2 separate regions of the Homo sapiens genome follow, and region 1 is linked to region 2. Evidence: chromatin loops called from intact Hi-C (ENCODE). Cell type or tissue: endothelial cell of umbilical vein. All regions are shown on one strand. Each heading gives the region's core, and the rest is flanking DNA. Links, peaks and the distances in the headings are about the cores only. Region 1 overlaps CDYL (chromodomain Y like). Region 2 has its middle 78 kb from the start of KU-MEL-3.

Region 1 (7,395 bases), core at 1,406-6,405, 160 kb before region 2:
CAGATGTCAAAAGAACAAAGGAGCTAGGCACCGTGACTCATGCCTATAATCCCAGCACTTTGGGAGGCCCAAGAGGAGGACCACTTGAGGCCAGGAGTTCAAGACCAGCCTGGGCAACAAAGCAAGACTTCTTCTCTACAAAGAATTAAAATATTAGCTGGGCATGGTAGCTGGTCCCGGCTACTCAAATGACTGAGGCAGGAGGATTACCTGCACCCAGGAGCTCGAGGCTGCAGTGAGCTGTGATTAAGCCACTGCACTCCAGCCTGGGTGACAGAGACAGACCTTGTCTCAAAAAAAAAAGAACAAAGAAACCCATGAGAAAGGGTTCCCACTGGCTAAAAATTGTACAACTCAAACAAAAATAATGTATTTGAATCATCAAATAAAAATCACAAACCCACAATGATACACACACAAAAATGTTAAATCTTTGCTTATAATCAATGATTTTACACCAAATGTAAACTTGATTTAAATCTAAACAGGAAGGAAGGAAGGAAGGAGGAAGGAAGGAGGAAGGAAGATTGGAAGGAAGGAAGGAAGATTGGAAGGAAGGAAGGAAGGAAGGAAGATTGGAAGGAAGGAAGGAAGATTGGAAGGAAGGAAGGAAGATTGGAAGGAAGGAAGGAAGGAAGATTGGAAGGAAGGAAGGAAGATTGGAAGGAAGGAAGGAAGGAGGAAGGAAGGAAGATTGGAAGGAAGGAAGGAGGAAGGAAGGAAGATAGGAAGGAAGGAGGAAGGAAGGAAGGAAGATTGGAAGGAAGGAAGGAGGGAAGGAAGGAAGGAAGGAAGACTGGCCCTGCCTTTTTAGGAGGAATCATCATTTGCCCCAGTTGGTGACAGCTCTTCCTTGCAAAATAGTTCCACCTGGTAACCACAGAAGGAACGACAGGACTAGAAAATCTTCCAATTGTAACACCCACTGAAGATTCAGCAAGGATCATCAGTAGATGCTAAATCCACATGTTGAAACATTAACGGGAAATGGGATTTCTGCCTGGTGCCTAGATGTCACCCAACAGGTTATCTGCTAAGAGCAAAGGGGAAGCCATCGCTTTACAGAAGAGCAAGGGAAAGAGAAATAAATTACACACACCACCAAGAAGCAACTGGCCTGGTTACTTCAAAAAGTCACTATAGAAATAAATAAAAGTAGGGGACTGACATAGAAAAGGGTGTAAAATGCCACACTGTTTTTGGTTAGTATCATTATCACCCCCACTTATTTGAACCTCAACTGGGGGCTGGTAGATTCAGCACTCCTCAGTCCTGGACCATTCCCCAAATTTGACTGTTCAGTTTCTCAGGTTTAAACATGAAGAATGACAGCCATGTGCATCTTCTAACATGAGGCTGACAAAGCCTGAATGACTACGTGCACAGCCACGATCAGGGATTGTTGCGTTAAGACTTTTTACCAAGGTGCTGGTGGATGCAATGCGTCTGCGAATGCAGTGAAGAATTAAACGGTGGTTCCTTTCCAGCCAGGTCCTCGTGCCCACCTGAAAATCCCCTCACAAACGGCCGAGCAAATCGTCTGTTTCTACTCATGAAAGATCTTTAAACAGAGAGAGCCCCCAGACTCCAGCTTCCTACACCCACAAGAGAGGAGCTGTCCCAGATGTCGCCTGCCACAATGAAGACCTCAAAAGCTCACCCCTAACCACCTATAGGGAAAGTTAAACATTTGCCAGCCCAGAAGCTCTCCAACATGGTGAAGCACTCATGATTCTTTTCTGACAATCCTTCAGCTTTGTATGATAGATAATAATAATAAAGTACCTAGTATATCTACATGCCAGGCACTAGGTTAAGTCTTTACCATCAATTAACTCATTTGATTCTCACCACCCTGCTGTTACGTCCATTTTACAGATGGGAAAACCAAAGGTAACTTTGGCCCAGGTTACAGAACTAGCACAGAGCTCAAAGTTGGAAGACCCAGATTACTACTTTCTACTAAATAAGACGTCCATGTCCTCTGGCTCTGAAAGGGAACGTGTAGGCCAATCTGTAATAACTATGCCCACCCAAGTGAGCGCCCAAATCTTTAGGGCAGTATGATTAAATCACAAATACTAGTCAGTCGAGAGCCACAGACCCTAGTGCTCAGTTTTAATTAGTCATTGCCATGTGCCTCGGTGCCATTATATTTCCCCTGGTAATCAAAAACTTTTAAAAAATGAGCAGTACTCCTGGATTTTCTGCTTGTTAGTTAAGAATTCTGTACTGGCTAATGCAAATTATACATTTTTTCAAATAATTTTTTAACACTTGAAAATTTTTGTTAAATATCCAAATTATATGGATCTCTCCATTCTACTGGCCCAAATGAAGAAAGATTCACCTTATTCATCAGTCAGCATTTCATCAACTTAGACAAATTCTAGTGCGTGGCTTTCACGATCTAACTATATGCTTTCAATTATCAAATGGCATATTTCATTTCTACTTCTTGATCCACACTGTTATCACAAAATGTATTATATCCAAAGTTCTCCTGAACCATTATAAATTTTAGGGCTATACAGTAGCATTCTTACAAGGAAAAGAACTCTATGAATACTTTTAAAATTAAGAAACTTATAGAATAAACAAAATTACTAGTTTAAATAGCCCCAAGAGTAAGTAATAGGAAAATAAAACCACTGTGAGTTCCCTACCACAAGCTCTATTAAAATTATAAACTTTTTCGCTAAAACATCGACTTTTCTAGTTAATTGACAAAAGTCACCAAACTGAACATTTAAAGATAAAATACACAGCAACGGTGAAAGGTATAAGACACTACATCTCTTCAGTCATAGCTCAACCAGAATGAGAACAGAGTTTTGTGTATCTAAAATCTAGCTATATCCCTCGTGCCTAGCAGACACTCAACAAGTATTTGCTGAATTAATCAGAGAATGAATTGTGATACTGGCAATTAGCGTGAAGCATTACTATGAAGATTCAGTAAGCAAATACAGTTATCCTATGTGCAATTATAAGGCCCTTGTTACTACTAATAATATTCCTCTTACCCACAAAACTCTATGAAGTATGTTGAACATGTATTATATTTTTGCCAATCCAGTCATGAGAAAACAGGTTCCAGAGTTAAATGAAGTCACCCAGCTAGTCCACTCTAGTTAGTGGTAGGGCTGGAACTGCCCCCCTCCCTCCCCACCCTTTCCCCCCAATTCTATCCCCTTCCCTGCCTCCTGTTTTCTCCTGAGCACGTCACACCATCTCACCATCAAACACACTGTGTTTTCTTTCTGTGTTTGTGGTCTACATGTGAGCTTCATGAAGGCAGTTCATTAGTACTGTTTCCTGCTATGTCCCTTGAACTTTTAAGTGCCTGGCACTTAACAGGTGCAAAAGAAGTAAGAATTTTCTGACATGCTTAAATTTGGAAGGAAGAGACTTTTTTTTTTTTTTTCCTGGCATGACCAGTTTGGGGGATACTTCATCTTAAAAATAAAAAGTAAACTGAATGGACAATATTCTTTGAACAGTAAAGTTTTTGTGCAAAAGCAGTGGAGAAAGAAAGTAAGAGCACTTATTTTAACACTTTCCCCCAAATAACTTAGCAACATAACATACAAAAGACTTAAGATTGTTAATCTTTAAAAAGAACACACCACACGAATTATCGTGCTGCTCAGTAGTGACCTTAGTGTCTGCAGTCTCCTGTTTATAATTCTGTTAACCTCAAAAAGCACTTGCATTTGTCAGATAATCATTAAGGTATGTTTTCATAAAGACTCATTTTGCCAAAAGTCAGTACTATCTGTTTTCATGATCGGCTTTCCATTCCACATTTTTAACAGGCTCCAACACCATTATGAAGCCCCCTTCAAGATGTTTTTCCTCATCCCAGTTTGCCTAAAATGTTGCTTTATACATGTTGGTTTTAAGAAACACTCATTCCTGCCTTTAGGAATTTAAAGGAGAAACGATGGACTAAGGCAAAGAAGTTTCATCTAGATGTTCCTAAATAATCAGAATACTCTTAAGACAGACCACTCTTCTAAGCTAAATATGATTAAACCTAAAATTTGATCAAGAAAAAAGTATCAGCTCTACAAGAACAGGTGAATGACAACTAGGGCCTAATATATTACATTACTTATCTTTTTAATCTTTGCTGTTATGCAAAGAATGTTTAGAAAAATGACTCAAGTATTATTAACAAAGTAAACAAGATAAGCTTCAAATATCCTATAAATACAATGACCTTCTGCCCTTGTCTCTATCACCTTCACTAAGAAGGGCCAAACTGGCCAGCAGGTGTCCCACCAGGCTTCACAGAGAAGCCTCCAGGCAACCAAACGCAACTGCGTCTTCTATACAATTAAGGCCCACGACCCTCAATCCTTAGCATGTCCTAAAAACCAAATAAAGACTCAGACGCAAGCCATTGGGCAGCTATAAATAGCCACACAACTAAAAATACACTGTGCTAATACTCCCTAGGAAGAATTCCTCTCCTGACCAAAATATTTGCCTTTTCATTGAATTTAACTTTCGGATCAGCTGTGATGCAGTGCAGACTCTCTCCTGTGTCGAAGACCTTCATTGTTGTTTTTCTACAGCTGTGCACTGTTCTCATGTGCCTGGTCATTGATGCATTTGTCAAAAGAACATTTTCAACACTATAATAGGAGGCATACATCGGGCTTAAGGTACCAGCAATTGTTTCCAAATTGATTATCTAGGAAAGGACATAATAGGTAATTCTGACAACTTTTTAAAAGTCTTTACGAAACTCTCCAATTTCTATAAAAGTTTGCCACTGGAAAAAAAGCACCAAGAATCAATCTGCCATACTGGAGTTATGTTACCATGAGTTCACTCATTCAGCAAATATTGTCAGACACTACTAATTATCAGACACTGTTCGAGAGCTTGCCTATACAATAAAGCACCCCCCTCCCAAAAATACCCTGCCTTACATTGCTCACATTTTTCTTGAAGAGCCTACCTAATTTCATAGAATCATATGTAACTATGGTTAAATTTTATTAAATTTCAATATCTATAAGCAAAAGCATAAGCCAGTAATATTTTCCCATTTCAACACTGGTCACTAACCAGTTGCCAGCAGTTCTTAATTTCAATTATGGGACATGTGAAAGCAAGGGCAAAAACCCTCAGGAAAGCTTTCGCACATCTTTTTTCTAACCAACCTTATGGCAATCCCAACCTACAGAATCAACTACAGAACTCCTGACAATTGTTCCTGACTGTATATTCCCAAAGTGCAGGAGGCTTCCAGCACCTTTCAGCTTTCGTTTGTTGAGCCCTACCTTGGCTGTAGGGAGACACAGTTTTTATTTTAATTCAAAAGACAGCAGAAGTTGTAAATGTTTAGGAGGCATTTTTGCCCGTTCTAAAGCTCAATTTTTAAAGTATGAAATTTGAAATTACCACACTGATTGATCCTGGAGAAAACTGAAGTTTTAAAGGCAGAACTTGATACATACAATGAAGTGACTACACAAATCCTACTTTAATTCACTGAACCTTCAGTTCATGACAAGAGAAACAATGGAAAGACTGTTAACTTGAATCTTATACCATCACTCAACAGTAACTACAAGTTTCAGGCATCAGGTTAAGAATACAGATGATCTGAGACCTAGACCCTGCTATCACACAAGATGCTCAGCTAGAGAAAAATGGAATCAAAGAGCAATAAATTTAATTTCAACAGAAAGATGTACAACAGCAGCTCCTTAGCTGCTGAAAGAATGTGGGGAAAAAGACAGACAGGTCCACTAAACAGGACACTGGGGACCTACAACAGCTGGGTGGACCATGAGACAGGGACGGATGGGGGCGGCAAGTGACAAAGTAATGAGATGCACAGAGACTCAACTTTGATGCACCAGGGCTTTCCCAAGACTTACTGAATACCAATCTCTAGGAGGGAACCAGAAATTTGCAACTACCCTCACACACTGATGATTTTGGTGCACGCAATAGTTAGAGGGCCACTGGTGGCATTCCTGGGTGGTCCATGCTGGGTTTTAAGCAGCAGATAGACATGACTGTAACTGGGTCTCATTAGTTCACACAGCAGGGCTGTGTAAACGTAGTGTGCAGAATAAGAATGGGGGGATCACAGATCTAAGTGGATCTGAGACTACTGCAGAAACCTAATAGGGGGCTACTTTGCTGACCAAAATGGGAAAAGGAAAGAGTAGAACTATCCAAATTACAGAAAAGTTTAATTTTATGGATTTAAATAGGACAACCATATGTCTTGGTTTGCCTAAAACAGTCTTGGCTTACAACTGCTGTCTCAATGTCCAATCTGGTTTTGTCTTTGTATTTTTCATTTTTAATTAAATATTATGATTCACTATTGCATTAAAATAAGCCAGTTTGAGTTTAATAAATAACCTATTTTTTCTATGTCTTGCTTCTGTCACCATCTCATCTAGTAGCATGCAAGACACACATACAGCGAACAGAGTTCACACTTCAATGTGTTGTTAACTCTGAAAGTCAACCAGGAATAAATCACCTATTTTCTGGGCCCTTTCCAGGTCCAAGATAACTAACAGCTCCCTCTCCAGCACTCTGACGGAAGAAAGCATGCTGGCATCACATGGGAAGCAATTACATAGAATATTAGTCTGACAGCTTGTATTATAATGATTTTGTCATGTATAGTGTAAATCCACAACTATTTTATTGTTTTGATTGTTTGTATTTTACAAGCCATTCTAGGAGCAATGAACTAAAAAATAAAAATGCAGATTTAATAAGTACTACATTTCCGTTTCTCAAGAAAGTTAATAGTAAATAGTAATTTGCACATGTCTCCACATTTGCCGTGCACCCTGTGGGGTTGGGGTGCTATCAGTGGGCACATGAAAACCAGACAACATCTGAAAAAATAGCCATATCCACCTTTTTTTTTTTTTTTTAAGAAGGCAGTACCCAAAGACAACTAATTCTTAGGTGCAATCGCAGAATTTGCATTTATAAAATTGTAGTATTCACATTTCTTTCTAAAGTATGACTGTTCATTTAGATCAAATGACTGTTCTAACATAATTAAGCCAATTTTTCCCCTAAATGTTCTCCTGAACATTAAACACATACATAATAGCAGTTAAATATTGGCTCCTTTAGCTTGGAAGAACTTTACAGGCAATTAGATTGTGCCAGTTTTCAAATAGGAGATCAGTTCCGTTAGTAGTTCTATTTTTTTCATTCAACTCGTGGAACAAGGGTCAACAAATTGGTCTGCGGGCCAAATCCACCCTGCCACCTGTTTCGGCATGGCCTGCAAAGTAAGAATGGTTTTTACGTTTTCAGCGGTTGGAAAAAGATCAAAAGTTGATGCTTTGTGATATATGAAAAGTATACAAAATTCATATTTCAGTCTCCATA
Region 2 (7,395 bases), core at 1,308-6,307:
AGAGATAGTTTAGAAAGTTTTGAAGCTCTTTTCTATTGTCTGCATTATCCATTTCCTCTAGGGTCTTTTGTTTTTGTTTATTTTATTCGGTCTCTCTTGGTCTATTTTTTCTACTAATTAATTACTAATTGATTGGTTATAAATAATATTCATTTAGTTCTAATTCTGAGCCAGACCCTGAGCAAGACAGAGTTTCTACCCTCATGGAGCTTGCATCATAGGGCAGAAGTCACAATTACCATGTATGTAAATGGACACACAGGAATTCCAATTTGTAGTAAGTACCATGAAGGAAATAAGCAGGGTGGTGTGAGAGTGAGTGATGGGGAGCCCTCTTTCAGAATGGGGTGTGTGAGCTGACAGCTGGAAGACAAGGGGCAGCCAGCAAGGTGACCACAGCCAGGGGGTGTCTGGAGAGGAGAAAGGGTCAGATAAGGTGCACCTCTAGGTAGGCTCTGGGGTAAGGAACTTGCCTTTGATTTAAGTGCAGTAGGAAGCCATAGGAGCATATTAAGAGGGATGTGATGCAATGGAATACTATTCAGCCATAAAAAAGAATGAAATCATGTGTTTCGCTGCAACGCAGATGAAACTGGAGGCCATTTTCTTAAGTGAAACAAGTCAGACACAGACAAATACCACATGTATTCACTTACAAGTGAGAGCTAAATAATGGGTAGATGTGGACATAGAGTGTGGAATGATGACCATGGACACTTGGAAGGGCGAGGGGGTGGGAGGGAGGTGAATGATGAGAGATTATTTAATGTGTACAAGGTACATTATTCGGGTGATGGATACCCTAAAAACCCTGGCTTCACCACTACACCATCTATGCATATGGCAAAATTACACCTGTACCCTATACATTTATACAAATAAAAAAGAGTGAAAAAAGGGGAGGGATGGTCTGATCTGACCTACGTTTCTAATGATCCACTCTAGCTGCTGAGTGGAGAATGACCCGAGACAGGCAAAAATAGCGGAGGGAGGATCATGAGGACTCTGCTGCAACTAGCTAAGCTCAGAGAAGGGTAGGGTGGCTGGGTATCCTGGGGAAATGGTAAGGGAGCATCACCAGCAGAGCATGGTGTCAGAAAGGCAGGACAGAAAGTGTTCATGGAGAGAGTCGTTCAGTACGTCAGTGCTGCTGAAAGGTCACAGAAGGCTAGGACAGAGCGGTGGGCACCCTGCTTGGCAGGTGAAGGTTGCTGGTGACTTGATAGCCTCGGGGGAGGGCTGAAGAGAACCTCAGATGGTGGGAGGCGTTCACCCAGGTTTTCGACATAGTAACTGCACAGTAAGTTACTGCAGTGGTGTATTTGTCACTTTCCATTGGATATGGTTTGGGTCTGTGTCTGTGCCCAAATCTCATGTGGAATTGTAATCCCCATTGTTGGTGGAGGGGCTTGATGGGAGGTGATTGGATCACGGGCGCCGACTTTCCCCTTGCTGTTCTCGTGATGGTGAGTGAGTTCTCACGAGATCTGGTTGTTTAAAAGTATGTAGCACCTCCCCTTTCTCTTGGTGGTCCTCCTGCTCCTGCCAAGTAAGACGTGCCAGCTTCCCCTTCACCTCCCACCATGATTGTTGCCTGAGGCCTCCCCAGCCAGGCTTCCTGTAGAGCCTGTGGAATGGTGAGCCAATTAAATCTCTTTTCTTTATAAATTACTCAGTCTTGGCCAGGCATGGTGGCTCATGCCTGTAATCCCAACACTTTGGGAGGCTGAGGCAGGTGGATTGCTTGAGCTCAGGAGTTCTAGACCAGCCTGGCCAACATGGTGAAACCTCCTCTGTACTAAAAATACAAAAATTAGCCCGGTGTGGTGGCAGGTGCCTGTAGTCCCAGCTACGTGAGAGACTGAGGTGGGAGAATAATGCCTTGAGCCTAGGAGGCAGAGGTTGCAGTGAGCTGAGATTGTGCCACTGCACTCCAGCCTGGGCAATAGAGCAAGACGCTGTCTCAAAAAATAAAAATAAATTAAAAAAATACCCAGTCTCAGGTAGTTCTTTTTTTTTTTTTTTTTTTTTTTTTTGAGACGGAGTATCGCCCTGTCGCCCAGGTTGGAGTGCAGTGGCACGATCTCTGCTCACTGCAACCTCCGCCTCTGGGTTCAAGCAATTCTCCTGCCTCAGCCTCCTGAATAGGTGGGACTACAGACATGCACCACCATGCCTGGCTAATTTTTGTATTTTTAGTAGACACAGGGTTTCACCATGTTGGCCAGGCTGGTCTCGAACTCCTGACCTTAGTTGATACACCCACCTTGGCCTCCCAAAGTGCTGGGAATATGGGCGTGAGCCACTGCGCCTGGTCTCAGGTAGTTCTTTATAGTAATGTGAGAATGGACCAATACACCGTTGGTAGCTTGGAAATGGAAATTCCTTGAATAGTTGCTCCCAGCCCCAAACACTTTGTAGAACCCCCCTAATTTCTTCCAAAGCCCTCCTGTTTTCTGTACATTTCCTCCTTTTCTTATGACTCCATCAGAAAATATCTTACATGAGGAAGAAATGGTTTAAAACATTTCTATTTACTTTCATGTTATTTCTGATTATCTACCAGAGAGCATAACTTTTTTTTTCTTTTTTTTTTTTTGAGGTGGAGTCTCACTTACTGTTGCCCAGGCGGTGCCATCTCGGCTCACTGCAACCTCTGCCTCCTAGGTTCAAGAGATTCTCCTGCCTCAGCCTCTCGAGTAGCTGGGACTACAGGTGTGTTCTACCACGTCCGGCTAATTTTTTTTTTTTTTCACTAGAAATGGGGGTTTCCCCATGTTGACCAGACTGGTCTCAAACTCATGACCTCAAGTGATCCACCCACCTCAGCCTCTCAAAGTGGGATGTTCAGTACAGACACGTTTTTCCAGCTATTTTCAATCGGAAATAATCTGAAATCAGATTATCGAAATCGGTTGGTTGAATCCACAGACGTGGAATCCATGGATACAGAGGGCCAACTATACTTGGTGGTCAAACCTACGCATGATTTCAAAGCCCATGCTCATTCATTCTTCTTTCCTTTTTTTCTACTTTAACTTTTACTTTTGTTAAAGCCACGTATGTATAGAGTGCAAATATTAAGATCACTCAACATGGCTGATTGTCAAACATTGCAGCAGTTCCCTGTCCCACTTTCCAGAAGCACCTCCTTGTAACTTTCACCTGAGTGTTTTCATGTTCATTTCCGTATTTGTAAAATATGTAAATTGGTAAATATGTAAAATGCTAGCATGTTTCTTGAAGAAAAAATGTGGGTAGTAAGTATTTGCTGGAATACAAAGATTTCACCGTCTTTTACCCGCCTGTCTCTCAGAACACAATTTAAGTCTTCTCCATTCTCTTTATCCAGTTAAGTTCTAATTTTGGCTGGCTCATTTTTCAGTGTTTATTGTGACTATGCTTGCTGAGTCACGCGGTACACAATCATTACGTTTCCTTCCTCTTGCACTTTTTTATTTTCCATAGAGTTAATAATTGTCTTCCAGTTCTATTTGCTTATTTTTCTGTATACTTGTAACTAATTCAATGCCAGCTCTTTCAATTGGGCATACCTCTCAATATGTTTAATTTCATTTTCTTGAAGAAATCTCTTCTGGATCTTCTGATCTGCTCCAAACTGCACGGGTTGCTCACACAGCAGTGACTCATCTGCCATCTTGCGTTCTGCCTCCACCCATTATCTGGGTGATTTCTTCACTTCTTTCCCTGCAGGTCTGAAAAGGCCTTTATCGTGTCATCTCATTTCATTGATAGTTTGGCTGAGTATTCAATTCTAGGTTTTAAAATTTGGAATTTGGAATTTGGAAGTTCTGCTCTGTTATATTCTGCCTTGTTACTTAAGACCTGCGTTGTTCTCTCTCTCTCTCTCGAAGTTTGTAGACTCTTTCTCTGTCCCTAGTGTTCCTATATGTCACAATGATGCACTTTGTTGTGGGTTTATTTTGTCTTCTGGGACTTGGTGGGCTCCTTTTAATCTAGAAACTTATGTCTTTCAATTCTGAGAGATTTTTCTTGAATAATTTTGCTGATGGTTTCTTTATTTTCTCTTTTTGAAACTCCTGGACAGTTCTCTAATTTTCTTATTTTTTTCTTGTCTATTTTCTATCTCTTTTTCTGTTTACCCTTCTCTCTGGGAAATTTTCCCAACCTAGTCTTCTATTGCAAGCTGCCTTATTTTAAATTCCAAGGATTATTTAAATGTTCTTTCATATTTTTTAAAAATGAGTATATTGTATTCCGTTATCTCTCTCAGGATATTAATAAGGGTTTGGGGGCTATTTTCTCTGTTTTTACCTCCTTTTTCCACTTTGCTTTGGTCTCTGGCTTTCAGATTACCGTATTTTATCGACTTTGAGAACCTTCGATGCTGGTGCTCTTAATCTTACGAGAAAGTGTCCACGAAATTATTTTGCATGGCCGTATCACGGCTGCCTCCTGACTGACCATGATTTTGCAATACTATTGATTTGTAAGGCGGATTTCAGAGATGTTCATTCGGACACATGCATCTTAGGATCAATGAAACAGGGTAAATGCTTCTCAAGTTATCTTGGGATTCTTGCCTATACTGTTTATAGTTTAAGAGTGGTGCACCAAAAATCTGTTTATAGTCTGCTCTGCATGGTGCTGGTGGTAGTAGGTGAGTGGAGGGCTTTACTGACAGTGGAATTAATTGTAAGATGATTCAGCTCGGCTGTTCTTTTTTTTTTTCATTTTTTTGTTTTTTGAGACATAGTCTCACACTGTCACTCAGGCTGGAGTGCAATGGCATGATCTCGGCCCACTGCAACCTCCATCTCCCAGGTTCAAATGATTCTCCTGCCTCAGTCTCCCGAGTAGCTGGGATTACAGGTGCCCGCCACCATGCCCAGCTAATTTTTGTATTTTTTGTAGAGATGGGGTTTCACCATCTTGGCCAGGCTGGTCTCGAACTCCTGACCTCATGATCCACGCCTCCCCCGCCCGGCCCCTTGGCCTCCCAAAGTGCTGGGATTACAGGCGTGAGCCATGGCGCCCAGCCTGTTTGTTTGTTTTTTTAAGAAACATGGTCTTGATATGTTGCCCAGGCTGAAGTGCAGTGGCATGATCATGGCTCATGGCTACCTCGAACTCCTGGACTCAAATGATCCTCCCACTTTAGCATCCCAAGTAGCTAGGACTACAGGTGTGCACTACTACACCTGGCTGATTTAAACATTTTTTGTAGGGATGGGGTCTCACTATGTTGCCCTGGCTGGTTGTGAACTTCTGGCCTCAAGTGATCCTCTTGCCTTGACCTCTCAGTACATGGAGATTACAGGTGTGAGCCACTATGTCTGGCCCAGCTTGACAGTTTTGTTAAGAAACCCTCTGATGATGACTTTCTCATGAACTTGTTGGATTCCCAAGAGAAGAGTTTTTGAATCTTCTGCCTGGAGGATTTAAGCTTGGCTGTCTGCCTTCTGAGCGTCACGATGGGAAGGAAGGCTGGGAATCAGATGCTCAGCATGCAGCTTTGACTTCGTCCCTTTCTTCCATACAGTACTCCTGCCCTTATCTCTGCCTGGTGTTCCCCAGCCCAGAGAGGCTTGATTTTACCTCTCCAGAGGGAAAAAACCCTCCAGGCTCCTGCCCTTTGTGGAGCTGGGAAAGAAAGCTGGTGGAGTTAACTGCTTCTCAAACAGACTTTTCAGTCAAACCTTCTGTTTTCTGCCCCATCTTTTTCTCTGCTTCCAAAGGAGCTGGGTGTTGCTGCCTCCTGAGCCTTTGAAGTTCAGGATGTGATTCAGGTTGTGTCTCAGCTTTACCTATGGTTGGTTCAGGTTTGCTTAAGTTAGTTACTTCGCCTTCATTTTCCAGCTTTCAAAATGTTTTTTTGGCTGGGCATAGTGGCTCACACCTGTAATCTCAGCACTTTGGGAGGCCAAGGCTGGTGGATCACTTGAGGTAAGGAGTTCAAGACCAGCCTGGCCAACATGGTGAAACCCCGTCTCTATTAAAAATACAAAAATTAGCCGGGCGTGGTGGTGCACACCTGTAATCCCAGCTGCCTGGGAGGCTGACTCAGGAGAATTGCCTGAACCTGGGAGGCAGAGGTTGCAGTGAGCTGAGACCGTGCCACTGCACTCTAGCCTGGCAACAGAGTGAGATTCTGTCTCAAAAGAAAGGAAAGTATTTTTCTGTCCACCCATTCTCTTTGTTAAAAATCACATTACAGGGAGGGGAACATCACACACCGGGGCCTGTTGGGGGGTGGGGGGCTAGGGGAGGGATAGCATTAGGAGAAATACCTAATGTAGGTGACGGGTTGATGGGCTAAAATGATCCTCCCACCTTGGCCTCCCAAAGTGCTAGAATCATAGGCATTTATTAAAAATATATTTTCTACATTGATTTGAAATGCAACTTTATTTGGATCTGTTTTGGAGCAAAGACCATAAGCCTTCCAGTGCTTCACCCTCTCCCTTAATGCTAGGTGAGTGCATCTTTCTTTCTGGGTCTCTGCTTCTTGCTCTGTAAGTGATGTTAGGGAACTGCATTATTCTTGCTGTTGCTAAGCTCTGCAGCCACATATGCTCTTATTTGTTAATTTGACCAACATGTTTGGGTCCTCTGCAGTGTCTGTGTTTGTGCTAAACACTGGGGATACAAAAAACAAGGCAAGCCCCCTGCAGTAGTCACTGTAGGAAGCCAATGACACGTTAGTCTAGGAGTGATTCTTCTGTCCTAGGATGGGTCTCTTTCATGCAGGATTATAGAGCGTTCTGGAGGACATTGTGCAAAATGTTAATGATGGTTGTTTCTGGGGGTGTGGTCTCAGTTGAATTTTGATCTCTGCTTTATTCCTTTCTGTATTGCTTATATTTTTGGCAAGCATACACTTTTTTTTTTTAGCATGATTGTTTTGTTTTTAACAGACCTCAGTTTCACAGAATTGGTTTAGTTGTAATCCTTGGTTCATAACGCTCTCTGGGGTTCCACAGTACCTTTAGGAAAAGAAAACAGCAAGAAGCAATCTACAGAGGTTAGGGAGGATTCCAAGAGTGACCAGAGGGTGTTCCTTAGGTAAGACGCATCAGAGAGCCAGAGCAGTCAGGCACCCCTGCTGCTGTGAGGTGCCTGTGTGAGGGTGCAAGGTACAGCTGCCTGAAACCATGTGGCCTTTGGGGAATTGTGAGGAATTCAGCTTGCCAGAAGCTGAGGTTATAAGCAGGAGTGACCATGTGTTACCTGGTATACACAGAGAACACTAGAAATGAATAATTTTAAGACTGTGAGAATTTGCACAGCTGAGGATCTCATATACCCATTTAAGCCCATCCTTTGGGGCACTTTCTCACAAATGGAGGATTAGATATTCTTTCTATTAAAAAGTGTAACTGTATATTAGTACAACAGAAATAAAGACTCTCT

Evidence for each region. A loop is a pair of places that touch in the nucleus more often than their neighbours do. Peaks named below come from ENCODE experiments on the same cell type or tissue, not always from the same donor. Only the 100,000 strongest peaks of a DNase experiment are listed, where the experiment ranks them.
Region 1: it touches region 2 in a loop (7-fold over the local background); 1 of 110 quality-filtered maps calls a loop at or near these places.

Annotation. Positions count from the first base shown.
Region 1 is chr6:4,845,715-4,853,109 of GRCh38, reverse strand. The region is part of intron 1 of CDYL (chromodomain Y like); the gene reads right to left. Among named protein-coding and RNA genes, the nearest start is that of CDYL, 73 kb to the right of the region's middle. In endothelial cell of umbilical vein, for the core only: a CTCF peak has its summit at 4,257 (motif pointing right); DNase peaks (open chromatin) are centred at 3,829 and 4,209.
Region 2 is chr6:4,684,471-4,691,865 of GRCh38, reverse strand. No RefSeq gene overlaps it. Among named protein-coding and RNA genes, the nearest start is that of KU-MEL-3, 78 kb to the right of the region's middle. In endothelial cell of umbilical vein, for the core only: no CTCF peak of the experiment used is centred there; a DNase peak (open chromatin) is centred at 3,515; H3K27ac peaks cover 1,193 bases.